Linked DNA regions of Homo sapiens: region 2 is linked to region 1. Evidence: chromatin contacts called from ENCODE Hi-C or POLR2A ChIA-PET data. All regions are on one chromosome and are shown on one strand. Each heading gives the region's core, a stretch centred on a gene start or an enhancer-like site at or near the end of the contact. The rest is flanking DNA. Distances are from core to core; before and after follow the strand shown. Region 1 overlaps MYO1B (myosin IB). Region 2 has its middle 25 kb from the start of MYO1B.

Region 1 (7,898 bases), core at 3,876-6,375:
AATGAATCGTGCTTTTAGAATATTTATGTTACTAAAAGGTGCCAGACAAGTATAAAACATTTCTGAAGCATAATGAGTACTCTAAAATAAAGATGAAATATTTATGATTTAGCTTTTGAGTAAATGGGTTGTTTTACTAAGCCACTGGGGATAACAATCACATTAGAAAAATCTATATGGAAAGAAAGATAAAAGAGAATTCAGTGTCCTTAATGGCTTAAAATGATACTAAGAAAATAAAGGAAAACAGGTAATATCATTACTAAAATATTAAGGCAAATAAACAAAAAAGGAAATAAAAATATAAACATAACAATTCCTTTTTATTTTTTGAAATAACTAATTTTACACTTGAAAAAAGACTGGCTATTTTAAAAAATAAAAGGGTGAAAAGCAAATATATATTTTTAAATTAATGATGAAAAGACTCTGCAAACACTACTTCTGGTTATTTTAAGATTATATTAAATGAGATAATCTATACATAGCACTTAATATAATACCTGCTATGTAGTAAGGACTCAGTAACTGTTACCTATTTTTACTATAAATTTGAATACTCAATACTTTTTGATATTGAACAAAGTCTCAAAATATTTTCAAATCTACTTACAGTGATGCTGACTTTTTTGGTATACAGTTCTCTAAGTTTTGGCAAATGTATAATGTCAAGCAACCACCACCATTATCAGTCCCCAAAATTCTCTTTGCAGCCACAACCCTCTCACAACTCCTATCTCCTGGCAATCCCTGACTCTATAGCTTCTTATAGGTAATCAGTCTCTATAGCTTTGCCTCTTCTAGAATGACAGATGGAATCATACAGTATGTAGCCTTTTGAATATGGCTTCTTGTTTAGGCTATCTTCTGAATTAGAATTTATATTACGAGTAAAAAAGGACCAACACTTTTAAAAATAGCATTTCAACATTACCTCCCGTATATACTCCTCCTGCTCTTCTTTAAGAGTAAGTTCAATGAAGATTTGTTGCAGCTTTTCGTTACAATAATTAATAATGAACTGCTCAAAGCTGTTGTCCTGTATGGAGAAAATGAAAAACAGCTTTATAAACCATGCCACTAGCTCTCTCAAAACAATGACACTCAGACATCTCAATCCATGAGAAATGCCACACATGATCTCTCAGATTTAACTGTGGCCCAGCACACGGCTCCTAGGACAGACGCTTGCCCATTGCAGGCACTCGAGGAGTGGGTCATGAGTAAGTGAATGAATGAAGTATACACAAATGATGCAATATTTGAAGGATGAAGACTTTTAGTTGACAGAGAAGCACCCCAAACAGAAAAGCTAGAAACAATCTCACTTCCTTTGCTGAAGGATCAGCAAAGACACAGTGAGCTCCACAATCTCTGTCACCAAGTTCTGAATCTCCCATTCTCAGGTGAAACTTCAGAGCTCAAGGAAGTCCCCCTGAACTGACCCCTTATTGTCCCCATCCAGGGACAGATCCCTCACTCTGACTCTTGCATCCTAACCCTTTTTGTAAATCATGTTATACGAACATGTGTGTATGTGTAAGTATACACATGTACAGATTAGTTTCATATACATCTGCCTCACTAGACTGTACATTCTTATGGGTGAGGGCTGACCATGCTCTCTTGTTCACTGTATTCCTACCCCTTACACAGCACCTCACACCTAGCAAGTTCTCAATATGTATTGGCTGACTGTATGAACAAATGAAGTTCCTACCAAATGGAGACCCAAAGATTAAAGCATCTCCCTGACAAGAAACAATCTCTCTCTCTGTAGAAGGCCCATACCCTTGATCACTCTTAGAAGTCTCAGCAGCCTCTCCTTCATATTAATCTCTTATGAATTTGTTGACAGAAGCTTTATGCCTAAATCATTTCTGAACAATCTGCAGGGCTTAATGTATTGCTGTACATCCTGAGAGCACCAAATGAATAAATTTATCAAGAACCACATCGTCCAGGAAGAAGTAGATCTGACACTAAAACTTGTTTTCACCTCTATTTTTCTTTATCGCCCAAAGATGGTGGCAGTGGGAGCGAGGGATAGTATGACTCCACCACTGGTAAACTGGACTCTTCTCCCACAATGGTGGCCAGTCCTGGTCTAATGAGGAAGGAGAGCCCACATGTAATGGTGCAGCCAAAGCTCACTGCTCCTTGTGAACAGGCAGAGCCACTGGCCTTCAAATCCCTCCATACATGATAGAAGTGAAAAAGTCACAGAGTCTTCTGAAAGTTGATCTTTAAAAATCAACTTTGGTCTTACTTAGGAAAACTTAAAAATGATACTTATGCTGCAGCATCTAACTACATTCTTTCCTGGAAGTCAGCTAGGAATTTCTAATCACCAGTGATGCAGTGATCAGAGGAAATTTTAAACTCAAACTCATAAATAACACATGTGAATATATTGTCAGTGACTTATCTTGTTAATGCTAAACTTAGTTAAGGATAAAAGTTTGTTTGTTTTATGTCTTGAAGAGTCTTACTAAAAGGCAAACATTTATTTTCAATAATTTTGACAAATATAGTCAGATACAAAGGGCACTCCTCAGTCCTCATTTTCACACAAATTTTTTAAAACCCTGTGCTCAAATTCGCAGAGCTAACAATTTCAATTAGAAACTGAAGTTGGTCTAGTATAGATGCCTTATTATTATTATACTCAGCATAAAGGCATTCCATATATCAGAAAGTCTCAATTGCTTTGCTAAAGTATGTCCCTATATGATGCAACTATAAATAAAACCTATAAGTAAAAGTAAAACATTAATAACTTATAAGAGCAGATCTTTGACTTTTTTTTTAGACAACAGTCTCATGGAACAAATGTGTTATCTGGCAAGTCTGTGCCCATGGAGCTATTTCAACCCTATTATGCTAAATCATCAAACAGCAAATAATGAGAAGGAAAGGAAAGCACTAGTGTCCTCAGACACATTGTGTAGCTATGAACAGCTCAAAGTACACTTCTAAAACAGGACCATGAAATACACACAAGCAGATTAGAAACCAGAGGCAAAGCTTCACAATTACAAAACAATTTAAGGATTAAGTTACAACTAAATTAAATTTGCCCATAACCTTTAAAAATTCCTGTATGGATTCTGTATTTTATATCCACATGGTTATTCAACAACCACTTACTGCAAAACTCACACAGCTAGAGAAGCTATTAACACAAGAGCATGCAACAGACCAGCACTGCAAACAGGTCATACTTACTGCATTCTGGTGCAAAAAGGGACAAATTACACAAAATGCAGTCAGTTCTTAATTAGCAATAAACTTCTAAAAGTGAGCATGTATTGATAGTTATTCATGGTTACAAATGATGGCTTTTACCATTCAGGCTGTATTTTTGATCAGTGTAAAACTTTGGATCAAGACCCATATCCAGTCAATTCAAAAGACAGGACCACAATACCTTCCTGTGGTGTCTGAACTGTGGTTTGCTAGGGGAGGGTTCTTCAGGATAAAAACAGTTTGACTGAAATAATGATACATCATATAACTTGCCTGAAGCTTTAAAGCTTCAAAATCCAATGCTTCTAATTATAAATTATCAGGAAAAAGAAAACATGCCATCCAGGCTATCACCAGTAATTCTATATGACAAATGCTCCTTCTAACAACCCCACAATATCACCCCTTATCCCAAAATCTTTCTTCAGTTGAATCTCTCCCACTGTAGGTTCCCACACTGCCCCAATCCCGCTTGAAGCAGCCCTGAAAAACATTGCTCATTCTCTCTCCATACCACCCCCCAAAATTTTCGCCGTCCCAACGCTTTACCACTATTTTATTTTTCTTATCAATATAAGAAGACAGGAATGTCAAGCCTCTGAGCCCAAGCTAAGCCATCGTATCCCCAGTGACCAGCACGTATATATCCAGATGGCCTGAAGCAACTGAAGATCCACAAAAAAAGTGAAAATAGCCTTAACTGATGACATTCCACCATTGTGATTTATTTCTGCCCCAACCTAACTGATCAATGTACTTTGTTATCTCCCCCACCCTTAAGAAGGTTCTTTGTGAGATCTGCCCCCTGCCCCCAAAACATTGCTCTTAACTCCACCACCTATCCCAAAACCTATAAGAACTAATGATAATCCCACCACCCTTTGCTGACTCTCTTTTCAGACTCAGCCTGCCTGTACCCAGGTGAAATAAACAGCCATGTTGCTCAAAGAAAAAGAAAAAAGAAAAAAAGAAAACATGCATGACATGTATCCAAGGTCCACATCCACCCAAACAGTCAGGGCAGTGGTGGTTGGCAGATCACCAAAAAGTGAAGAGATCCATCATAATCCAAAAGTAACTCCCCTTTCCCACCCCAGGGACACATCCCTGTGTAGTACCGTGCTAAGGCTCCTTTTCAAAAACCAATAAGGAGAGAGTATTCTCCTGGAGATGCCCTAATAACAAAAACTTGACTGTCTGAACTTACTCTACTGCTAAAAAAACACCGCCCCCTCCCCGCCAAAAAAAAACCAAAACAAAAATAGAATAGCACAATCACCGATGTAGAAATTAACTTACTTCCCCACAGAAATCAGCATCTATTGCAAACTCACCTCCAAAGTCTCCAAAACATGTCATGGGTCACCTAGATGATCCTTACTGCTCAAAGTGAAGGCTAAAGACACACACCTCTCTTGTGATCTAAGCTGAAGTTGATGGCATTGTTCAAATTTGGAGGAAAATGGGACTGCACATATGATTAAAAACTTTCAAAAATTTAAGGAATAATCAATAATCTGCAGAAAATTAAGGAATAGCCTGGCAGCAGTTCACAGAACTCTAACTTGTATAGGTCTAACACATTTTTCCATTAATACAAATATTAAATTAATACCTGGTTTTCAACTTGGGCCCCCTCTCCTTCATAAAATAGCTAAACTGAGACTAGAAACCACCAGATGAATAGGAAGGCCCCAAAGCAACTTTATATGTGGAGACTTTTTTGGTTTGTCAAGAACTGTGTGAATAGCCAGCAATCCCTGAGCCAGGCCCTCTCCCACGTGTCAGGCTCATGAATCAAAGTCTCCAGAAGAGGAAGTGGGCAGGAACTTGCCCCAGGAATGACTCATCTCCTCTCTCCAGTTTTCCACCCATGCTCCAAGTATGCAATTTTTCTCTACTGTCTTACCCACATTTATCCCTGAAGACTAAGGAATAAAACTAAAACTTAGAAACATCTTCAAACAAGTACCTTCTGGGCTTTCTATTACATAACCTCCCTAAATGAAGCTGAGGCTGCTTTAGAGAACAAAGGCAAACAGCAAGGTGTCTGTTCTCTGCTATTTCACACTATAGTTACCAACTATAGATTGGGATAGGGAGCACTTACTATGTTTAGAAGTATATAATATAATCAAATTTTAAACGCTAGGGCTTCTTTTAAGAATTCTAGACTTTGAGTCCATCCTTTCAACATCAAAACAAACAAACAACAACAAAAAAACAAAGCCCAGAAAATCTTATTCCCAGTCGATTCATAACTACTTTATACTCACAAGTATCAATCATAAACTCTCCAATATAAATTAAGATGTATCAAAAATACTGGCCCCTTTGTATATTCTCCTTAGCAACAAAGGAGACTGATGATATTTTATACTCTTTAAGGAAGACAGGTATTTTAAAAACTCTTAGGCTCTTTAAAAACAATAAATATTGAAAGGAAGACAGTAAATAGAAGTGGCAGCTCTGTCCCTCTGTATTTGGGACAGAGAAATGGGAAGGAGTCTGTAGGTGAATATAATGTATTTGAAACAGCGAGCAGTCCAAACACAAAGACCATGGCTTATGTTAATTACATATTAGTGTTTCTTATAGTTCAGCACTTTGATTTGAGGTCAAATTTTGAATATAACATGCTGGCTTGGGGGTTTCTACATTTTTACATACAGTAAAGTCTCCTGCATAATAAATGAGTCAATGCATTTATATAAAAGTTACAGGATTTTGAGTGTATATCACTATTTTAGGGAAGTTGGGCTATATTATTGCTGTAAAATATGCTGTTGGTCCTTGCAAAGATTTATTTGGTGTTAAAGCCTTTGACAGCTTCTGATTATAATGCTGTTCCTATAGAAAAATATAATGCACTTAACCACGGTCCATTTTTAAATATCACAGCATCAAGAAACAGGCTCCAAAACAAGAATTGCTTTTTTTAGAATGTAAACTTAAAAAATCCTCAAAATATATGAGAAAACCATTTAATATGAAATAGTCTCCTTTTTAGACATTTACAAAATTGAATGACTAGCTAAAGGTTTAGAAAATTTCCCTTAACATTTTTTCTTCCAGGTATATACTAAAATACAGCAAATTTTAAGAAAAACAATGTTATCGTGCTCTTCTTAAACATTTTAAAATAGGCTTTCATCTAAAAACTTTTTATACCTGGAAGAAATACACACATATTATTACACAGAACAGAAGCCCAACTTCACAAAGGAAGAAAATTATAATCCAAATATTCCAATTATTCCACACATTTAAGTTTGAATTTTTTTTTTTTTTTTGATACGGAGTCTCGCTCTGTTGCCCAGGCTGGAGTGCAGTGGTGTAATCTCGGCTCACTGCAACCTCCGTCTCCCGGGTTCAAGTGATTCTCCTGCCTCAGCCTCCCAAGTAGCTGGGACTACAGGAGCATGCCACTATGCCTGGATAATTTTTGTATTTTTAGTAGAGACGGGGTTTCACCATGTTGGTCAGGCTGGTCTTGAACTCCTGACCTTGTGATCTGCCCGCCTTGGCCTCCCAAAGTGCTGGGATTATAGGAGTGAGCCACCGTGCCAAGTTTGGACATTCTTATAACTGAAAAGATGGTCTGTGATTTCTGAGAAATATTTACAGCATATCCATAAAATATACACTATAAGACTTTGATTCATGAGACTGACACATGGGGAGGAGTGCCCGGCTCTGGGATTCAGGAATTGCTGGCTATTCACACAGTTGGATCCATCTATCTATCTATCTATCTATCTATCTATCTATCTATCTATCTTTTACAAATCATAGCAGTTGTCATCTTTTGTTTTTAAATCTACTTTAAATTGTTTCCTTCCTCTTCAATTATAAGCTTTCTAGCATAAGAAGGACCAAATGAAGGCAAGAAACTAGAGTAGAAGGTGCTGACTATAGCCAGAATTTCTTTTAAAAACAATTTAGAAAACAAATCCTATGATCATGAGGTGTACCTACCAGACTACAATGACTCTTGCCCAAGTATTAGATTTTTTTATTTGAAATAATCATTGCATCCAGCCTATCATACTCTTACCATATATGGGTCACTTTCAGTGAGGTTTATGAGGGCAAGATAAATAAGGAGTCCATAACTGAAAGTAATTAGCACTTTGCCTGTGTTAAACTAGCTCCACTGTATGAAAGGTGAAATAATCAGCTACTACTGCCTGCTTTGGTCTACAGAACACTAATGACCAATCAGATTTTCCCAGTAAAATATCTGCCAGTTTTAATGCCTGTCAGATAAGTATGTAGAAAACGAGCTGAAATCAATGTAGATTGTTCAACTTACTTTTTAACTTAATATCTTTTTTCAAAAAAAGAATAGCAGTTCTTTTATGGATATGCTATAAATATTTCTCAGAAATCACAGACCATCTTTTCAGTTATAAGAATGTCCAAACATAAATGTGTGGAATCAGAGTATTTGCATTACAATTTTCTTCCTTTGGGAAGTTGGTCTTCTGTTCTACCAGGATGTACAGCTAGATTTTTTTTCCTCTATGCATTTTAATTCACTTCACCTTATTTTTGGTATCAATGTTCTACTGATCTATTTTCCAAACTGACATCGGATCACATGTGGCCAGCCAGGCAGCACTTCCAGCTGGTACTGGGATGTTTTG
Region 2 (7,898 bases), core at 3,389-5,888, 160 kb after region 1:
GAGCTGAGAAACCCTTGAACTGATGTTCTAGTTAATAATGTATAAACAAAACAATTATTCACATCCTATTCCATAGGATTTCTCTCAAAATGTGTCTTGTTATGTACAAAGTGCTTAGTAGAAAGAAAAGAGGGCTACTCTGGAGCCTTGAATATCTTGCAGTCTAGCTCTGGAGACCAGACATGAATGCAGGAAAAAATAACTAGCAATATGTGTGTAGAATGTTAATCTCTGTCCACAGACTCAAGTGGGCAAGAAATATGAGTCCATTTCTAATTTTAAAAAGGTGCATTTCTTTAATACAGAAAATAGTGAATGTCTACAATTCATATCAGGTTTAGATTCATCTGAGTGGCAGAAATGTAATCCTAGGCAATTTAAAGACCTCCCTCTCTCTTTTTCCATGGTGTCAGGCCTAAGTTTGAGGGGATCAAATGCTAGGAAAAATAGACAGGTATCCAAGTTGGCATCTACTGAGATCTGTTGTCCCATTGGCCTGCAGGGATTGAACTACTCAGACTGCTGCTTGGATGGGCCTTGCACCCATCCAAAGGGCTCCTTCTGGTCCAGTGACTGTCCTTGCTGACAAAGTTCTTCCTGAGGCCCCAGCATGTCACTGGGCCTGGGGTGGGGTTTGAGGGGCTATCCAAGGGCCTTCAGCAATTCTGTGTTCTTCATGAGCATACAGGAATCATTCCCTAGATGCACATCAAGTTGGGCTGGGGGCACTCTGTGAGGCAGCCTCAGGCCCATGCATCTAGACAAACTCCATAGCCACACCCCATAGCCATTTCTATTCTGACATCTTGAAGCCTCTTCAAGCTCTCTGTGCAACTAGGGGCAGCAATCTCTACTTCCCTCCTGAGATTACTGTTGTCTCCCAGCCAAAACAAACCAGCAGCTCATGGTTTTTATTTCCCCTCTGATAGTCAGGGACACTTACTACTCTTGACCCATCAAATGATCCTTTGCAGTGGGAAATCTTGTTCCTGCGTCATTGCGTATCCTCTCAAATCTACTAACTTCTCCTGAGAATGCCTTGTTCCCTGTAGGCTTTATATATTTGAACTCAAGTCAGAGAAACACTTCTTTTTTTTCTCTGAGCCAGTGGATGGCCCATCGTCTAGCTGCAAAATGGAAGAAAGGCCATAGGGTTACAAGAAAATACACACAAAATCCTCAGCTAGTAGGTTAAGCCATCTTGATACCAATGAATGTTCAATATACTCACAGAAGAGATGGGCAGGTCTAGACTTGAGACAGGCTCGGGCCTGCTGAGAAACTGACCTTCTCTTCACTTAGTCTGGCAGCCAATACTCAGAAAGTGCAGGGGTTGCTCTGCACTCACTGCTTGTGTACAGGCTTGCATGTGGTTAGAGTTTCCACAATGGTCAGGCAGAAGGAGAGACCGGAATAGAATAAGGCCTCTTGTAATTGTGGAAGAGGCCATCTGGCTCTGGCACAACACTCATTCCGTGGCAGAAACCCCAGGGGAGACTTCAGGGCGTAGCAAACCTCCAAACCTCCAAGATGTGTTCCTTCCTGTTTTCTATCACCATCTCTTTAAATTTTTGTCTTCTTCACTACCTGTTGTATCTGTTCGTGTCCTTCACCCATTATGACATACATGAAAAATGTCACAGAAGCATAAAGTTTAATGAATATATTTTATAAATATTAATATAAATATTAATGTTACTTTTAGTAGGTTCAATTAATGACTTTGGGCAAATTGCTTAACCCCTTTATTTGTCCATTCATTTAACAATTATTTATTAGGCACCTACTATGTGCTAGGTACAGTGCTAGTTGTTGGAAAATAACAAATAGCAAAACCTACATAACTGCTACTCTTCTGGGGCTTATACATTTGTGGGAGAAACACAAAAATATTTTTTTAAAAATCACGCAAACACAAATAACTTATAATGATTGCTGTGAAGGAAAAGTTCATGGAGCCACTCTGAGGGAAAAGGAGGCTCTTTTTGAGGCAGTGACATTAAGCTGATACCTAAAGACTGAAGGTTGAGTAGGGGTTAACTTGATAAAGCTTTTGTGCTAGGTGAGGGCGTTAGTATTTTAGGCCAAGAAAACAGCCCTTGAAAAGACCAGTGACTGGAAAGAAGCATCATGAGGCGAGGCCAGAAGGAATGAGCAGGCGTTATAGACCATGTTAAGGATTTAAAAAATCTTTTTCCACAGAGCAACTGGAAAGTTTTATATGTAAGCATGACATATCCAGACTTGCATTTTAAGAGATAACTGGTTGCCGCGTCATCATTTCTCCTTCATTTCAGCCACCCATTCTTAGAGCCACATCAACATTTCACATCAAGAACTCAGAAATCTTAGTCTCTGGACACAACCTCCTATTCCATGGTTGTAGCAATTACTCCAGGAGTTCTGGTTCTTTAAGTTTATTGACACCTCCAGTAGCTTCCTCACTCTATTGTCTAATACTCGTCAGTCCCTGATCCCTTCACTTTTCTCTCTATCTAGCTAAGATCCTGTGGCCATCACTTAAACCACTCTCATTAATATCCGAAATTACCTTGTCCCAGTATTGTTTCTATGACATCCACCCAGAAGAACTCTGTATTATCCATTTTCACATTGCTAAAAAGATACTACCCGAGACTGGGTAATTCATAAAGGAAAGAAGTTTAATTGACTCACAGTTCCACCTGGCTGGGGAAGCCTCAGGAAACCTACAGTCATGGCGGAAGGGGAAGCAGGCACCTTCTTCACAAGGCAGCAGGAGAGAGAGGAGTGAAAAGCCCAGGGGAAATTGCCATTTATAAAACCATCAGGTCTCATGAGAACTCCCTCACTATCACGAGAACAGCATGGGGGAAACCACTCCCACAATCCAATCACCTCCCTCCAGGTCTCTCCCTCAACACCTGGGGATTGCAATTTAAGATGAGATTTGGGTGGGGACACAAAGCCTAACCATATCAAATCCAGTATGTAGCAGAGCATCTGGCACAGAGCAGACACACAATAAAAATGTGTCAGTGAATGAATCCAACTATATTCAGCATTTATCATCATCATTTTCTCACGTTACATTTAGCCTTTCAACTCATTGCAATCTGGCTTCTGCCTTTAGTGTTCCGTAGAAACTGATCTTGCTAAGGTCACCAATGGCCTCCTTGTCCCCAAGACCAAGAATATGTTTTAGTTCTCATCATCTTTGACTTTTCAGGAGCTTTCAATACCATTGACCACTTCCTCTTTCTTTATTATTTTTGGGGGAGGGCACTGAGCCTTCTGATTTTGCTCTTGCACCTCTGACTATTCTTTCTGTTTTCATTACTGAGTATTGATCCCTCATCTCTACTAATGTAGAAAATGGTGAGGTTCCCTAGAGTTGTGACCCAGGACATCTTCTTTTCTCACTCTTCACTTTCTCCCTAGAAGGTCTCATCATGCTTCAATTTATAGCTATGGTGACAACTCCTAAATCTACTGAAACAACCCCAGTCTCCTTTCGAGCTCCATACATAGAAGTACTTTCTTAACAGTTTCTCTTGAATATGTCTTTGGCTTCAAACTCATCCTATCCTGAAATGAGCACATTAACTTAAATTTCCAAAACTGCTATTTCTCCAATGTTCTCTGGGTCTTGGGAAATGGTAATACCATCAACACTCTTGTTTAAGTCAGATACCTAGATTCCTCCCTTCCACACATCTAATCAACAAATCTTGTCAAGTCCACATGCCTTAAGAGTCTCTCAAAGCCATTTACTTCCTGCCACACTGGTTCAGGCTACCATCATAATCAGGCTGAAATAATACAAAAGGTTTTGCCTTGGACGCTCTCAATACAGTCTTACCTCACCAAACTAGCCTCTTTATCTCCTCATTTCAGTCATAATGATCTTTTCTTTTAATGTTTTTAGAGACAGGGTCTCATTCTGTCACCCAGGCTGAAATGCAGTGGCATGACGATAACTCATTGCAGCCTCAAACATCTGGGCTCAAACGATCCTCTCACTTCAGCCCCCCACCCCAAATAGCTGGGACTACAGGCATGTGGCACCACACCCAGCTAATTTAAAAAAAAATTGTGGAGATAGGTTCTCATCATGTTGCCCAGGCTGGTCTTGAACTCCTGGCCTCAAGCTATACTCCCACCGCAGCCTCCCAAGTTGCATAATGACCTCTTGAAAAGTGCAGTTCTTAGAGTAACAGCATCTGATGTCACTTTTCCATTTAAAACCCTTTAATACTTCCTCCTGCCCAGTAAGTAACCTCTCCATCTGCCAGCCTCTCTGTCCCACTTTTTCTCCCCTTCAGGTACACTGGACTTTTCTCAGGTATTTGATTTTAGCAGGCTTTTTTCCACTTTAAGACCTGTGCAAATGCCAGTTCTTTTGCCTGGAATGCTTACCCACTTTCTTTTTGCTTCATTACCTGATTCTCTACAACCACTTCCTCTTGGAAGCCTTCCCTAACCCCCCATACTAGGTTAGGTCCATCTACTTTACATTCCTTTGTACATTTGTAATTGTTTACTTTTATGTCATTATTTATTTATCTTCCCTGCTACATTATATGCTTAATGGGAGTGGGGATAGGACCTGTCTTGCTCATCTTTGCAGCAAAAGCACCTAGAGAAGTGACTAAACTGGCTCACTGGAGAGGCTAAATCAATATTTCTTGCTCTTATGAGTAATCTACATCTAGTAAATAGTCATAGCTTTACTTTACCATTTAAAACTGAAACTTGGTAGGGTGCAGTGGTTCATGCCTATAATCCCAGCAATTTGGGAGGCTGAGGTGGGAAGATCACTTGAGGCCAGGAGTTCAAGACCAGCCTGGGCAACATAGCAAGACCCCATCTCTACAAAAAATAAAAATTAGCCATGTGTGGTGGTTCATGCTTATAGTTCTGGCTACTTGGGAGGCTGAGGTGGGAGGATCACTTGAGCCCAGGAGTTCAAGGCTACAGTGAGCTATGATTGTGCCACTGCAGTCTAGCCCAGGTAACAGAGTGAGACCCCCATCTCTAGAAAATAAAAAAACAATAACAACAAAAAAGCCTGAAACTCAAGTTCATCTCTTTGATCATATATTCTGAGCCAAGTAAAATTTTAATTGCATTTTAATGCCCAGCTACTAAAGGGTCACATAATTAATTCCATTTCATAGAACATTTATCTGGGCCCTCTGTGAGCAGAGAGGACTGTTAAACCAGGCAATTGAAAATGAAGTAGGTATAGTGATTGTCCCCATTTCACACATGAGGATCTTGGAGCACAGAAAGGTTAAGTAACTTGCCCAAGTCATACAACTAGTGACTGGTAGGCCTAGGATTTGAAGAAACCTGTATTTGAATTTGGATTTGAAACAGAACCCTACATCCATCAACTACACCGTACTGCTATGCAGCTGAGAACTTCCTCTCCTTTATAGCAAAATAGGCAGGATGCACTTGTGGGTGTCTGACAGCTCCTCAACTCACCCTGGATAAAAAGCTGTAGGCCCAGGAAACTAAAGGTCAGTACTTGAATCTTTTTGCCAAGGGTGCTGACAACACAATCAGAAGTGTTTCCCCCTCAACTTCTGCCCCTCATCTAGAGGGATGAGTGCCACCTGGTGGACATAGTTTTGCGCTATCTTAACTCCTCCACAATACGACGTATTTAACTGTGAATGTAGCTCCAACATAAACATCCACGTAGGAATGAACTAAATAGACTGTTATGCATTGATAAACTTAGGCACTGTGATGGGCTTCTGAGGGATGAATTCCTCTTTTTTTCTCTTTCTGTTTGCATTTAATTTTTGTTGAGTCTACAATGAAGTTTAATTAAAAACAAATAGAAGGGACTTTTTTTGTCATCGCCATTCAGCACCTTTGTCTTTTTTAACACTAAGAGAGGAAACTTATAAGCAAGTAGACTTAAATTATCTGCCATGTTTTCTTTATTTGTAAAATGGGCTGGTAGTGAGGGACTGTATAAAATGATGGGACAGTGCCCAGGACACAATAAGCATTCAGTAAGTGTTGTCTATTATTTTTATTATCCCACAGAAAAATGGGATTCCTTTCTAGAGGTTAAGACAAAGATAAACATTTCGATTTCTGGGATGCTCCAGCATTATTCCTTTTGAAAACAAAGATAGCACAAGAGAGAAGCTTAAATATTACAACTAGGCATCAAATTATGGATTAAAGTTTTCATTTATTCTACATATATTTCCTGATTCTCTACTGTATGCTAAGACAGGCTGGAAAGCAATGGTGAGGGACAAGGGTTCATCCCCCCAAATAACTTAGAGTCTAGAGACAGATTTTATTTGCCACCAGAGGTGACTAAGCAGTTTTATGGGGAAGGTTAGTGAGAGATGAGGTCACAGTTGTAGTTGGAGAGGTGGAGTTTGTTCCTAGTAGTCGTGGTTAATGCTCCCCCTCCTCCAGAGGCATCCTCCCTTTCCAGGTAATTTACTTTACCACCTAAAATTCCTCTCCTTTTCAACAACTGCCAACTAATACATGCCAAGATATTAACTATTACCTTTTAAGCTATTACTTAGTTACATAATCCTTCAAAAGAGTATCTGGATTTTAAGAGAGGACTCTAGAAGAGTTTCTCACAGTCTGGGCTCCCAATAAAAAGACCACCAAATGTACTTTTTGACCTTAAAATTTTTAGTTAAAAAGTTAGCTCAACAAATACACAAACAAAACCCTCAGGTAATAGGTGAAGCATCTATAACCTGGTCTACAGGATGGTGGCCAAATATTCATTAGAAAAATGAAATTAACAATGAATTTTAGTAAGTGGCACAATTTCATGTACTAGTAGATGTGAAAGGGCTTTAAAAAGGAAAAAAAAACCTATGCAAATACATTATATTATTTTCCCCACTGCATGCATAGTCATGCTTGCAATGCCATGGATATTGAGAGGTTCAATTTGGGACCTTAGGTCCAGATATCATGGTTATAATAAAATTCAAAACCAAACTAAGCTAAACAATCATATAAATGACCAGTCATATAAATCATAGAAGTCATATAAATGACTTCCATAAAAAAAAAAAAACAGGGTTGCTTTTATAAGATAAATACTGCCCAAATTTCTGAAAAGATCTCTCTGGATAAAGCATTGGGTAAAAGATTTAATTATGCCTCTGTTACTTTTCAGTACCAAACAATAGATCACAACTCATAAACAGCTTTCTGTTCTGATTTAAACATTAAAATGGTTTTTTTGTCATTTTTGTCAGCTTATCTGTCTGCTTCGTGTCTTGTCCTTCCCCTCCTCCCCATCAATCATCGGGAGGTTAAAAAATTTTAAAATACAAATAAAATATTCAGAGGAGAAAATGCCAGAGTACAAGTATATATTAAAATAAAATTAATGGCTGGGTGAATAGGGATGCAGAAGAAATATGTGCCAACCCATAAAAGTGGCCACTAAATCCCGAATGCATTATGTCTTGTTAGGATTAGGTCATAGATCTAGGATCAAATAATAGATGCTAAGATCTCATTTTTTAAAATCCTTCAAACCACCAAATCCCTTTCTTCACTAGGCTCCCCACCCCAAGTTTTTGAAAATTTCCACGGGGGAGAATGGGACAACGGAGTCACAACCATCAAGTTCTCTGATCACAGTGACCCACACCCTCCCTCCTTTTTCCAATCAGTTCAGCTTTGGGGGAGATGAATAGATAGAGGACCCTGTTATAAACTGTTTGACATTTCCCCAAATTGCCCAGTCCCTTAGGAAAGCATTGTGGCATTATCAGGGTGCTGAGTACAGAACTTTTACATAATAGGCACTAAATAAATGTTAGTTTAATGGAATTAAATAGTCTAAGAGGCCTACAGCCAAGTGATGATATGCAGAACCACTGGGGCCTGTTTGAATCCCACTA

The links. A loop is a pair of places that touch in the nucleus more often than their neighbours do. ChIA-PET counts read pairs that join two places held with the same protein, here RNA polymerase II (POLR2A). Pooled maps may share reads with other maps.
Region 2: a loop to region 1 is called in a map of MCF 10A, with 2.8 times the contacts of the local background. The contact joins two enhancer-like sites. A Hi-C loop is called at or near these places in 4 of 168 maps with a recorded cell type or tissue (B cell, MCF 10A, endothelial cell of umbilical vein and 1 more), 5 of 37 single-sample maps with no recorded cell type and 10 of 50 pooled maps. POLR2A ChIA-PET finds 5 or more read pairs at or near these places in 1 of 52 experiments (activated CD8-positive, alpha-beta memory T cell).

Annotation. Positions count from the first base shown.
Region 1 is chr2:191,374,603-191,382,500 of GRCh38, reverse strand. MYO1B (myosin IB) reads right to left here. Exons shown (of 31, transcript NM_001130158.3): 14 at 935-1,039. Among named protein-coding and RNA genes, the nearest start is that of MYO1B-AS1, 130 kb to the right of the region's middle. RefSeq lists an enhancer at 4,924-5,218. Within about 2 kb of position 5,125, at least 14 of the 41 ENCODE cell types and tissues checked have a DNase peak (open chromatin) inside an H3K27ac peak, as active enhancers do.
Region 2 is chr2:191,216,196-191,224,093 of GRCh38, reverse strand. No RefSeq gene overlaps it. Among named protein-coding and RNA genes, the nearest start is that of MYO1B, 25 kb to the left of the region's middle. RefSeq lists an enhancer at 3,140-3,309. Within about 2 kb of position 4,638, at least 7 of the 41 ENCODE cell types and tissues checked have a DNase peak (open chromatin) inside an H3K27ac peak, as active enhancers do.